Regions from separate parts of the Homo sapiens genome. Here region 2 is linked to region 1. A link is a loop called in an ENCODE intact Hi-C map of the cell type or tissue named here. Cell type or tissue: gastrocnemius medialis. All regions are shown on one strand. Links, peaks and the distances in the headings refer to the core of each region. The heading gives the core; the rest is flanking DNA.

Region 1 (5,373 bases), core at 288-5,287:
CCCAGGACTTGGACACAATGCAGCCCAGCTCTTTGCTGAGGTGTAAAGGGTGATCTTGGCCCCAGTTCCCAATAAGTTCCTCATTTCCACCTGAGACCTCATCATCCTGGACTTCACTGTCTATATTTCTATCAGCATTTTGGTCACAACCAGTTAACAAGTTTCTAAGAAGTTCCAAACTTTCCCCTTGTCTTCCTGTCTTCTTCTGAGCATCTTCAAACTCTTCTACCTCTTCCCATTACTTAGCTCCAAAGCCACTTCCACACCTTCAGGTATCTATCTTTATAGCAACACCCTACTCCTCAGTACCAATTTTGTGTATTAGTCAATTTGCGTTGCTGTAAAGGAATACCTGAGCCTGGGTAATTTACAAAGAAAAGAGGTTTATTTGGCTCACAGTTCGGAAGGCTGTACACGAAGCATAGTGTTGGCATTTGCTTCTGGTGAGGGCTTCAGGAAGCTTCCAATCATGGCAGAAGGTGAAGGGGAGCCAGCATATGTGGCGAGAGGGAGCAAGAGAGGTGGAATTGGGAGGGGAACCCCGACTCTTTTTAATAACCAGGTCTTGCATGAACTCAGAGCGAGAACTCACTCATTAACATGAGAACAGCATCAAACCATTCACAAGGAATCCACCTCCATGACCCAAACACTTCCTACCAGGCCCCACCTCTAACCTTGGGGATCACATTTCAGCATGTGATTCGGAGGGAACACACATCCAAACTATATCACTGGCGACTCTTGGCAGATCACAACTTTGAGCATCACTTTTCTCCTTTGTAGACATGAAAGTTCTGGCTAGCTGTCATTTGGGCTCCTTATCCTTTCTTGCCCCAGTTTGCCAGGGGCTCTCTTGGTCTTAAAATTGCAAGCCACAGCTGGGCGTGGTGGCTCACGCCTGTAATCCCAGCACCTTGGGAAGCCAAAGTCGGGGGATCACCTGAGGTCAGGAGTTCAAGACCAGCCTGGCCAACATGGTGAAACCCCGTCTCTACTAAAAATACAAAAAAATTAGCTGGGCGTGGTGGTGGGCACCTGTAATCCCAGCTACTCAGGAGGCTGAGGCAGGAGAATCGCTTGAACCCAGGAGGCAGAGGTTGCAGTGAGCTGAGATTACGCCATTGCACTCCAGCCCAGGCGACAAGAGCGAAACTCTGTCTCTCTCACACACACACAAAAACAAGAAACAACTGCAAGCCACACATTGAAGGAGCCCTCTGTTTTTGTTTGCCTCCTGGGGCTGCCATAACAAAGTAACCCAGACTGGGTGGCTTACAACAATAGCAACGTATTCTCTTGTTCTGGGGGCCGGAAGTCTGAAACCAAGGTGTTGGGGGGTTGGTTTCTTCTTGGAGGCTCAGAGGGGAATCTGCTCCAGGCCTCTCCTGGCTCCTGGAAGTGCTGGCAGTCCTTGGTATACCAGTCTCTGCCTCTCTGTGTCTACATTTTTTTTTCCTTTTTTTTTTTTGAGACAGAGTCTCACTCTGTTGCCTGGGCTGGAGTGCAGTGGTGCCATCTCGGCTCACTGCAAGCTCCACCTCCCGGGTTCACACCATTCTCCTGCCTCAGCCTCCCGAGTAGCTGGGACTACAGGCACCCGCCACCACGCCCGGCTAATTTTTTTGTATTTTTAGTAGAGACGGGGTTTCACCGTGTTAGCAAGGATGGTCTCGATCTCCTGACCTCATGATCCGCCCGCCTCGGCCTCCCAAAGTGCTGGGATTACAGGCGTGAGCCACCGTGCCCGGCCCCAAATTTATTTTTCTTATAAGGCAGGGATCCCAACCCCCAGGCCATGGACTGGTCTGGTCTGTGGCTTGTTAGGAACTGGGCCATACAGCAGGAGGTGAGCAGGGGGCGAGCAAGCATTACCAGCTGAGCTCTGCCTCCTGTCAGAGCAGCGGTGGCTTCAGATTCTCATGGGAGTACGAACCCTATTATGAACTGTGCGTGCGAGGGACCTAGGTTGCATGCTCCTGATGAGACTCTAACTAATGCCTCATGATCTAAGATGGAACAGTTTCATCCTGAAACCATCCCCTCAACTCCAGTCCGTGGAAAAATTGTCTTCCATGAAACTGGTCCCTGGTGCCAAAAAGGTTGGGGACCACTGTTCTAAGGACACCAGCCATTGGTTTAGGGTCTGCTCTAATCCAGTATGTGCTCACTTTAACTTTGTTCGTTGGTAATGACCCTATTTCCAAATAGAGTCACATTCACAGGTACTGGGAATGAAGACTTCAACATGCCTTTTGCCGGGAGGCAACTCAACCCACAGCCCCCCTCAGTCCAAGTCCCCAGGGGGTGGTGAGTGGCCTGGCCACCTCTGCGGTCCCACAGTCCTGTCACTCCGGCCCGTGCTCCCTCCTAATCTGGACAATAAGAGCCCTGTGCCATTATTGTCCAAGCCAGTGCTTCTCAAAATGCAGCCCCTGAGCTCGCAGCAGCAGCAGCAGCAGCGTCCCTGGAACTTGGAAGACATGCAGATGTCCTGCACCTGACGGGGCCTCTGCAATCAGGGACTGTGCGGGGGAAGCCAGCCTGTGTCAGCGAGCCATCCAGGTCACTCTGATACAAGCCAATATGTGGTAACTGCCGAGCCAGGCGGCTGCGCTGGCTTAGAGCTGTTACTGTCATTCTACAACTTTACAACAATGCCCCAGACACAGAAAAGGTTGCGCCTTGGAACGATTTCTGTTATGGGATAATAAAAATCCCGACGTCAGAGCTAAGGAATGTGACCTTCCGCTGCTCCAGTTGTAACTCCCTGCTGTCCTCCTGCTTGAGCCTTTTAGGGTAAAGTTCAGCACATATCACCCTCGTCAACCGCGCCCCGTAAGGCAGCCACAGAGTCCTGTGCTGATGTACTTGAATTCCTTGCTGATCTGATGATGATGGGAGCAGGAGGGGAGTGGAGGGATATACAGAACGCCAGGCGGCAGCCACGCGGTGCAGGCAGAGGCTCTCTCCTCGCAGGAGCCTGCCAGCTGGCTGTTGTGTTCTTGTAGGGAATAAATCAGGAGGCACAGCTCTGCCCGGGGCTTTCTTGGGCAGTAGGAGGAACTGGGTGAAAGGTCTTGGCTGCTGAGGCCACAATATTTCCCGAATCCTGTGCTATTTCTTGTGAAACTACGAATCCAAGACTGTTTCCTAGATTGTGGCAGATGTGGGACCCGGGGGGACCTTCAGAGTCATCTCCCAGGCGACTCTCTCCTTTGCAGATGAGGAGCTGAGGTCCCACCGCTCAGAAGCTGACTGGGCAGGTCAGCAGCCTCCCTGGCCAGGACACAATCTGCTGCGCTGCCACAGGGTCTGGCTGGGCAGGTGTGGGACTGAGCTCTGGGGACCAATAGTGACACCGCACAGGCAACCTTCAGCATGCTGGACATGAGAACGAGGGCGGGCCTGCAATCCTCGGATCACTGTGTTGGTAGTTCTTAGTAGATCATACTGTTCTTGATGCCTTGGGCCAGACTGGAATGAAATATTTTTTCTCGGATTTGGTAAACTCGTTTGCTGGGGTAAGTCGTGGTGTTCCGTATTGCTTTGGATGTGTAGCCCAGGAATAAGATGGCAGCACTGCAGGATTCCGGAGCCACCCACAGCACCGACTGCTGCTGGAGATACACAATCATGGGCACTCGTGAAGCTGCAGAAACTCACGGGGACCCTGACACCAGGTGAGAGCTCCAGCTGGCAGTCTGAGGTTAGCACACCCGTCCTCAGGACTGTGGCTTGGTGCTTCTATAGCACTTTGGAAACATCCAGGGTTTTCATACTTTTGGCTGTGACAACGATCCCTGGTGAAGGGAAGTTTTAAAATAAAAGAAGATCACAAAATATAAAGGAGTTGCCCAAAGGTTTTTATTAGCTGTAGAGGGGGCCAGGACCGGAATGTTCCAAGTCTTTGTCCCTGACTGGGGATGAAGCTCTGACTGGGGTTCCCTGTGGACAGGCTCATGGGCTATGTCCCAATGTGGTGTGGTGGAAACACAGACTAAGTGGGGGATCAAGTAGCTGCCCCTTGACCTCTCTGGACCTCGGGTTCCATGATCTGAAAACAAGGATGTTAAATTAGATCTGATTCTTTCCAGTTCTAACCCCACAGCAGCTCTCACCTGGCCATTCTGTTGCCCTCTAGGAAGTCATTGAGGTAGGGAGGATGGGCAACACAAAAATTGTTTTTTTTCTTTATATAAAACATCCCCTTCTTGGGGGAGGGTAACGAGGTGGAATGGTTCTGGAATCTCCCAAGGAATGCTTTGAAGGCATCCTGGTTCAAGGATTGCTAGGCAGTGTGGGCAACCGGAGTAACCACAGCATCCAGAGGCTTCTGCGAGCACACACACCTCCTGGAACCTCAGGCTCTGCTGAGGAGGCTCTGGCACAGGGGCAAGGCAGCAGTGTGCACACCTCTTAGACTGGGGCAGCAGCCTGCAGGCACTACAGATATTCCCCTGAGAGCCCAGACCTCTACAAGCATTGCTATGAGGCAGCAGCACATTCTGGGGCATCTGAGTGACTTTCAGACCTCTGGGTACAGCTGCAATCTCAGTCTGTTTGTATTAACAATGGCAGAGGGCACTGAGCAGGAGCAGCCCTTCTTTGTTGGGAGCTGGTGTCAGGTGGACTCAATAACGACAGGTCAAATGGCAGCACAATGCACTGTATACATGGTGGGGAATTTTAATCACACAGCAACAGGTGCAGGCTAAATTCAAAAGAACCTGTCCAGAAGGTGGTGCCCTACAAAGGCGCCTCTGCTCATTCATTCAGCAGCCACACCATCAGGAACTGTGCAGTAAGGACCCCAGGAACCTAATGAGAACACTGGCAAAAACTGTCCAAAAAAATAAACGTTTCCAGAGCTCCGGAAATTAACCAAAGGCTCATAACAATCCAGGGAGTGTTGAAGGAAATTGGCTGAACCTCAGAGCAGTGAGCATTGTGGCATTTTTACTGGCCCTATTCACAGCCCTCCAAACCTCTGCCCCTGAGCTCCCTGGTAGCCTTGAAAGCAACAGCAGCAATCCCCATAAAACTCAGCAGCTTAGCAGCCACAGGAAGGGTCAAGTTGGGGTTGGAGCTCAGTGACCTCATTTGCCTGGTCTGGTGGTTCCACCTGCAAGCTAGCCTGTGACCTGACTCTGAGCTAGGCTCACCCAGCACTTTCTCCCTGGGGACGTTTATCAAAACAATCAGCAGCAATTTAGTTGACACTGGGGCAAACAACAAGCTAACAGAAACTGGAAAATGAGATGCCCACAGGGGGCCTGGGAAGCCATTATGTTTCTGGGGTTACACAAGAGCCTGCAGGCTCCAGGCTGAGTGCTGCTCATGAAATACCTGAATAAGTTGGGTAAGTAGAAG
Region 2 (5,373 bases), core at 180-5,179, 250 kb after region 1:
TCCGTCCATGTACTACTCACCTCTGCTCATCTCTCCAGGGACCCAGCCTCTATGCTGGGCTCCCTAACCTGCCTGCCCAGGGAGAAAAGGGAACACCTGGCAGAAGACACCTCTGCCAGCCCTTCAGCCTCTCACATTGCCTGCTGCTCAAATAGCTCATCTTTCTTCAAGGCCATGATGGCTTCTCTGACTCACTCATCAGCGCGCGCGAAGCAAAGAAGGAAAGAGGAAAAGCGCACCTTCTCCGTCACAGTGAATGGCACCCTGCAAAGGACTGCGGGTGCTCTAAGAAAGGAAATCTGTTTTCAGAGCTCCTGCAGCTGCTTTTCAATGTGTCTTCAGTTTATTTTACCAATGAGCAAATAAACTGGTGTTTCCCCTGCAGTGTCTTCTGCCCAGATAGCAGCGATTCTGCTCTCCGCTGTGGCCGGAGCACTGGATGGCTCCGTCAAGCCCTCAGTTGTCTTACTGATGAGAACAACTCAAGGAACTTCTCCCACATCATCTGGCCACTTGGGCTTTAAAAAATGTTTTATGGAGCATAATATAGAAAAGTGCACACATTGAGAGTGTACAGCTTGACAAATTTGCACAAAGTTCATGCATCCATGTAACCAGCACCCAGAGAAGGAAAGGAATGTTACTACCCACATGGCAGCCCCCTTCAATCTCCCTGCCAGGCACCACCTGCCTCCTCAGATAATCATCATCATTCTTTTTCTATTTAAAAAAATTTTTTTGGCTGGGCGCGGTGGCTTATGCCTGTAATCCCAGCACTTTGGGAGGCTGAGGTGAGTGGATCACAAGGTCAGGAGTTTGAGACCAGCCTAACCAACATGGTGAAACCCTGTCTTTACTGGAAAACACACACACACACACACACACACACACACACACACACACACACACACACACACACACACACACAAATTAGCTAGGCATGGTGGCAGGTGCCTGTAATCCCAGCTACTCAGGCGGCTGAGGCAGGAGAATCACTTGAACCTGGGGGGCGGAGGTTGCAGTGAGCCGAGATTGCGCCATTGCACTCCAGCCTGGATGACAGACCGAGACTCTGTCTCAAAAAAAAAAATGTGGGTACATAGTAGGTGTATATATTTATGGGGTACCTGAGCTGTTTTGAAAGAGGCATGCAATGTGAAATAAGCTGGTCACGGGGAATGGGATATCCATCCTCTCAAGCATTTATCCTTTGAGTTACAAACAATCCAATTACACTTTTTAAGTTATTTTAAAATATACAATTAAGTTATTATTCACTACAGTCACCCTACTGTGCTATCAAATAGTAGGTCTTATTCTTTCTAACTAATCTTCATGATTCTAGCATCATATGTTTTGCCTGGCTGTGTATTTTGTGACCCAGAGCTGCACATTTTGTATTCTTTTGCTTCAGGCTTCTCTTGCTCAGTGTTGGTTGTGAGATGCAGCCACACTGCTGCATGTGGCTATAGACTGTTTCTCCACATTGCTGTAGGAGGTTCCATTATGCAAATCTACCATCATGTGTTTACCATTTCGACTGCTGATGGGCATCTGGGCGGCGTCTACTCTGGGGCTATTATAAATGATGCTGTATGAACATTCTATACATATGTTCCCCAGAATTGCTGCTTGCTTTTAGTTAATGTATTTATTCAGCACAGAAGACATTATAGAGAGATGAGGAAAGGGGAGGGGCCCAAGTCTGAGCATTTGTGGAACACCTACAATGTGCTGGGCCTGCGTATCTACTGCAATCCACGCGGCACCTACCGGGTGGGGATTTACAACTCTCTGCCTCCCGGGGCGCCACGGCTTGGAGAAAGAGAGTGAGTATTGCCAAGGGAGGCACAGGGAGAGCGAGGCTGCTCAGCGGTGCGGCAGGTTTTGAACCCAAGTGTAACCACTACAAAGCCTATGATTTAGTGGACAGACCACGTCCCCAAAATGTTAGCGCTTAAAAGTCCTGCCCCTGCTAGCCTCAGCAACGGGAATAAAACAGCCATGAACGAAATGAGGTTTCTTTGGTGTGTCAGATACTATCTTCTATAGGAGACACCACTGAAATTACCAGCCAAATGCTGAACACATTTTTGACGATTAGCAAGTTAATGAGAATTTTTCAACCTTCTGATAAAACGTAAATGCAATTGAGTTATACTTCCAGCTGCTCTGAACAGAGGCCTGGTGTCTGAAACGTACAGGATAAAATGTTCAGGTTATCAAGCTGCTCTGGAAACCCCTCTGGTCTCAGAGTTGGCTGAGAATATCAGGCTCCCTTTTCATTCCTACTGATAAGCCCACTTCCTCTCGAGCAACACCAAGGAAACAAGGGATTATGGTGTTTTTTCTCTTTTCTCAATCGGGTTGTAAAACACACACACAGATGTACATGGATTGGAAATTAATCCAGCCGGGAAAGTTGGCTGGCAAGCACTCGGTCCCAAGCAGGATCACCCCGGTATGCCGAACACGCAGCCGGCATCTGGCTGCAAGCATCTGTCTATCACACACAGCTGGGCGAGGGGACAGCCGACTGTCTGTGACAGACACTCCTTAGGGAGACAGATAGGGGGAGGGCTACGTCTTTTCAGAGAGAAAGAGACGTGAGAGGTAAGCACAGTTTTCCCAAAGGCCCATAAAGAAAGCAATTCTATTTGTCCAGGATCAGCTCACTAAGGTCCTCCTAGAGCAGGGTGTTCGATTGGAGGGTGCTCTGCTCTTCAAATTAATTTCAGTCTCCCTGCTTAACTCTCCAGGCTCTGGGGTCCCCTCCTAGAGCAAGAGTGTTGACTCCTCCTTACACTGCCCTCTGCAGGTTGGTGGCACTTCCTTGTAGAAATCTCATAAGTGGCCCTTCTTAGCCGATCTCATCTCACCCGCTGCGTTTTATTTGACATTCCTACACATGTTTTATGATTTCACATCCCCCCGCCCCCCATCTGTGCACCTGCAACTCCCAAGTTCACTGTTGTTGAGGGTAGAACTTCAAGCCAGGAGCCTGGGTCTCTTGAGTCTTGCTCATCAGGGTTAAGATGAAACGACAGGTATGTGAAACCATGTTGTACCCTGCAAAGCATGTTGAAAATGCTTCCCGGAGTAAAAGGTTAGGTAACACAACTTCAGTGTGACTCAGCACAGCAGATATGCAGCACAGAGAAGACCCTGGGACATGCCCAAGGCCACACAGCTGGCTGGTGTCAGTCAGAGCTCCAGCCAAGCCTTGAAGTCTGGCTCTGGAGACCAAGCTCCTGACTGCTGTCTCCTCCTGCCTCTTTGCCCTGTAGCACCAAAGGAGAAATTAATCTTTCCTCCTAGGTGGTAATGACTAGTTGCAATCAAGGCTGCAGAGAGACCCACTCATAGCCCAGGACTGGGAGGTCAGGCTCCTGCCTCGCCCTGCCTTTAACAAGTCAAATTCTCCAAGACATCCAACTCATCTCCCAGACTGTGAAACTAGGGTCCCAAAAGGGTCAGGACTATCTCCCCACCTGGGACAGTGCCTTGCTGTAAAGATTAAGTCCCAGGAAGACACCGAGATCTCCCACCACGAGGCTTCTTGCAGAAAGCCAGAGTACGAGCAACCAGCACCCTGACCTGCCTCCTGCTTTGAGCAGGTGTGCACTGGAAATGCAAATGATGGTTTTTATAGAATTTCAAGCTGAAATCTTCTGACTTTCTTCCAAGGAATGTATTCAAAGGAAAGATGCAAACCCATTTTGGCTGTCTCCCAGACTAGGCGTTAGCTGTGGCAGTAACAGCAGCTTCAGCAAACGCTCAACACAGCCTGAGTCTAGAATACGTTCCGGCAATGGCTTCTGCTTCTCCAACCTGAGCCGGAGGCCACGGTGGTTCCCCATGCATCTCAGCCCAATTGGAGCCACCTGGCCTGGCCAGGGACTAGATGGAGTAGGGCACTCAAATACACCCTCCAGAGGCGTCTACCATGAGGGAAGAGGGTGCCTCTGGCCCAACCCAACGTCAGCCTCAAATGTTCGGACCTGCCTGCAGTCATGCAGAGGAGGCCTTCCCCCTCGGCTGCGTCCTGGGTGCCCCAGCCTTACTGAGCTCAGCCCTGTCTCAGTTTCAGAAGGAAATGCTCACAGGGGACCACAAGTCCCCAGGACATTTAACACCTGGTCAGAGGACAAGTCCAAGCACCTGGATAGCAACTGGACCATGTCATGAAACCCAGTCCTCCTCCCTCCGACGCTGCCCAAACTTGAGCTGCCGTTGTCCAGGCTAGACGGCATCCTGGCAGCAGGAGAATGAACAGCAGTGTCCCATTCATTCAACAGGTGAGCAGGGGACCTCAATAAGGCAAGTCCCTGATAAGGCAGTCCCCAGAATGGAGTGTGGAGCAGGGTAGCTGAGGTGTGGCTGCAAATTCCTAGCAGGTCCCTCCTACTAAACGGTGGTCGGAGAAGCTGCTATATAATGACCGTTTAGTGACATTCCTAGAAATGTTTCTTCCCGCCCTTGAGCCTGCATTTCAGCTTCCAGAGCTCCCCAAACCTCGGGAGGGTCACACTGTTGGCTCTGGGGGAGAGGAATGGGAATTTGAAGGCCAGAGGCTCTCTGGCTCGCACCCATCACCCGCTCTCCTCTCTGGTGGGGTGCTCCCGAAGGTGACTCAGTTCTCCAAGCCAAATGCAGCCATCTGATGTCACCACCTCATCTCCAGAAGGAGTCCTGAGGGAGAACTGGGTCCTCACCACTGCTGCAGTGGCAAACAAAGGACACAAAAATAATTGAGTGGCTGGTCAAGAACCAAGTTAAACCGGCCAGCCAGGGAGCTGGGCCTACGTCAGTAGGGGGCTCAGAATAGCCACAGAGCCCGTGATGTGCCCAACTCACCCCGGGGCCACCGGGGCCAAAGAAAGCCCAGGCATGAGCCAGCACCGGCCCCAAGGCAGGAAAGCCCAATAGCGAACATGGTGGACATCTACCCAGAGAACTCTCGGCCCAACCCAGACGGGGCAGGGGAGGACGCACAGAGAAAACATGCTGACTGTCCACCTGCAAAGGCCCCCGGACATGACCACTGGGTGTGAACTGGCCCCCGCTGTCCACAAGGGGGGCGCTGTCCCCGTTGAAAGCTGGGGAAATGGAAGTAGGAAGAGATGAAGGGGCTTGCCCAGCAACATTTGGCTGACCTGGACCTGAACCCAGGGTTGTCAGGCTCCAAACCTCCAATTGCTTCTTACCCTAAACTCTCCATGCAGCCAGCTACTGTGAGGTATTGTGAAAGGAAAGTCGGATGAATCTTATTATTTCTTTTTTGGCTTACTAGACTCTGAAAGGCCGCATTAGTGAACTCGGGACTCTAATAACTCCTGGTGTCAGGCCTTGCCCTCAGAATGATCGTCCAGT

What was found. Hi-C counts contacts between places; a loop is a spot of excess contacts. Peaks named below come from ENCODE experiments on the same cell type or tissue, not always from the same donor. Only the 100,000 strongest peaks of a DNase experiment are listed, where the experiment ranks them.
Region 2: it touches region 1 in a loop (3-fold over the local background); 3 of 110 quality-filtered maps call a loop at or near these places.

The regions. Positions count from the first base shown.
Region 1 is chr7:151,457,331-151,462,703 of GRCh38, forward strand. No RefSeq gene overlaps it. Among named protein-coding and RNA genes, the nearest start is that of CRYGN, 20 kb to the left of the region's middle. RefSeq lists enhancers at 1-493, 1,218-1,886, 3,224-3,891, 4,992-5,373. In gastrocnemius medialis, for the core only: CTCF peaks have their summits at 2,923 and 3,123; DNase peaks (open chromatin) are centred at 2,551, 2,881, 3,361 and 3,969; H3K4me3 peaks cover 1,294 bases; H3K27ac peaks cover 2,742 bases.
Region 2 is chr7:151,702,983-151,708,355 of GRCh38, forward strand. The region is part of intron 3 of PRKAG2 (protein kinase AMP-activated non-catalytic subunit gamma 2); the gene reads right to left. Among named protein-coding and RNA genes, the nearest start is that of PRKAG2-AS2, 100 kb to the right of the region's middle. RefSeq lists a silencer at 1,590-1,781. In gastrocnemius medialis, for the core only: CTCF peaks have their summits at 2,817 (motif pointing left), 3,018 and 5,034; a DNase peak (open chromatin) is centred at 3,179; H3K27ac peaks cover 2,247 bases.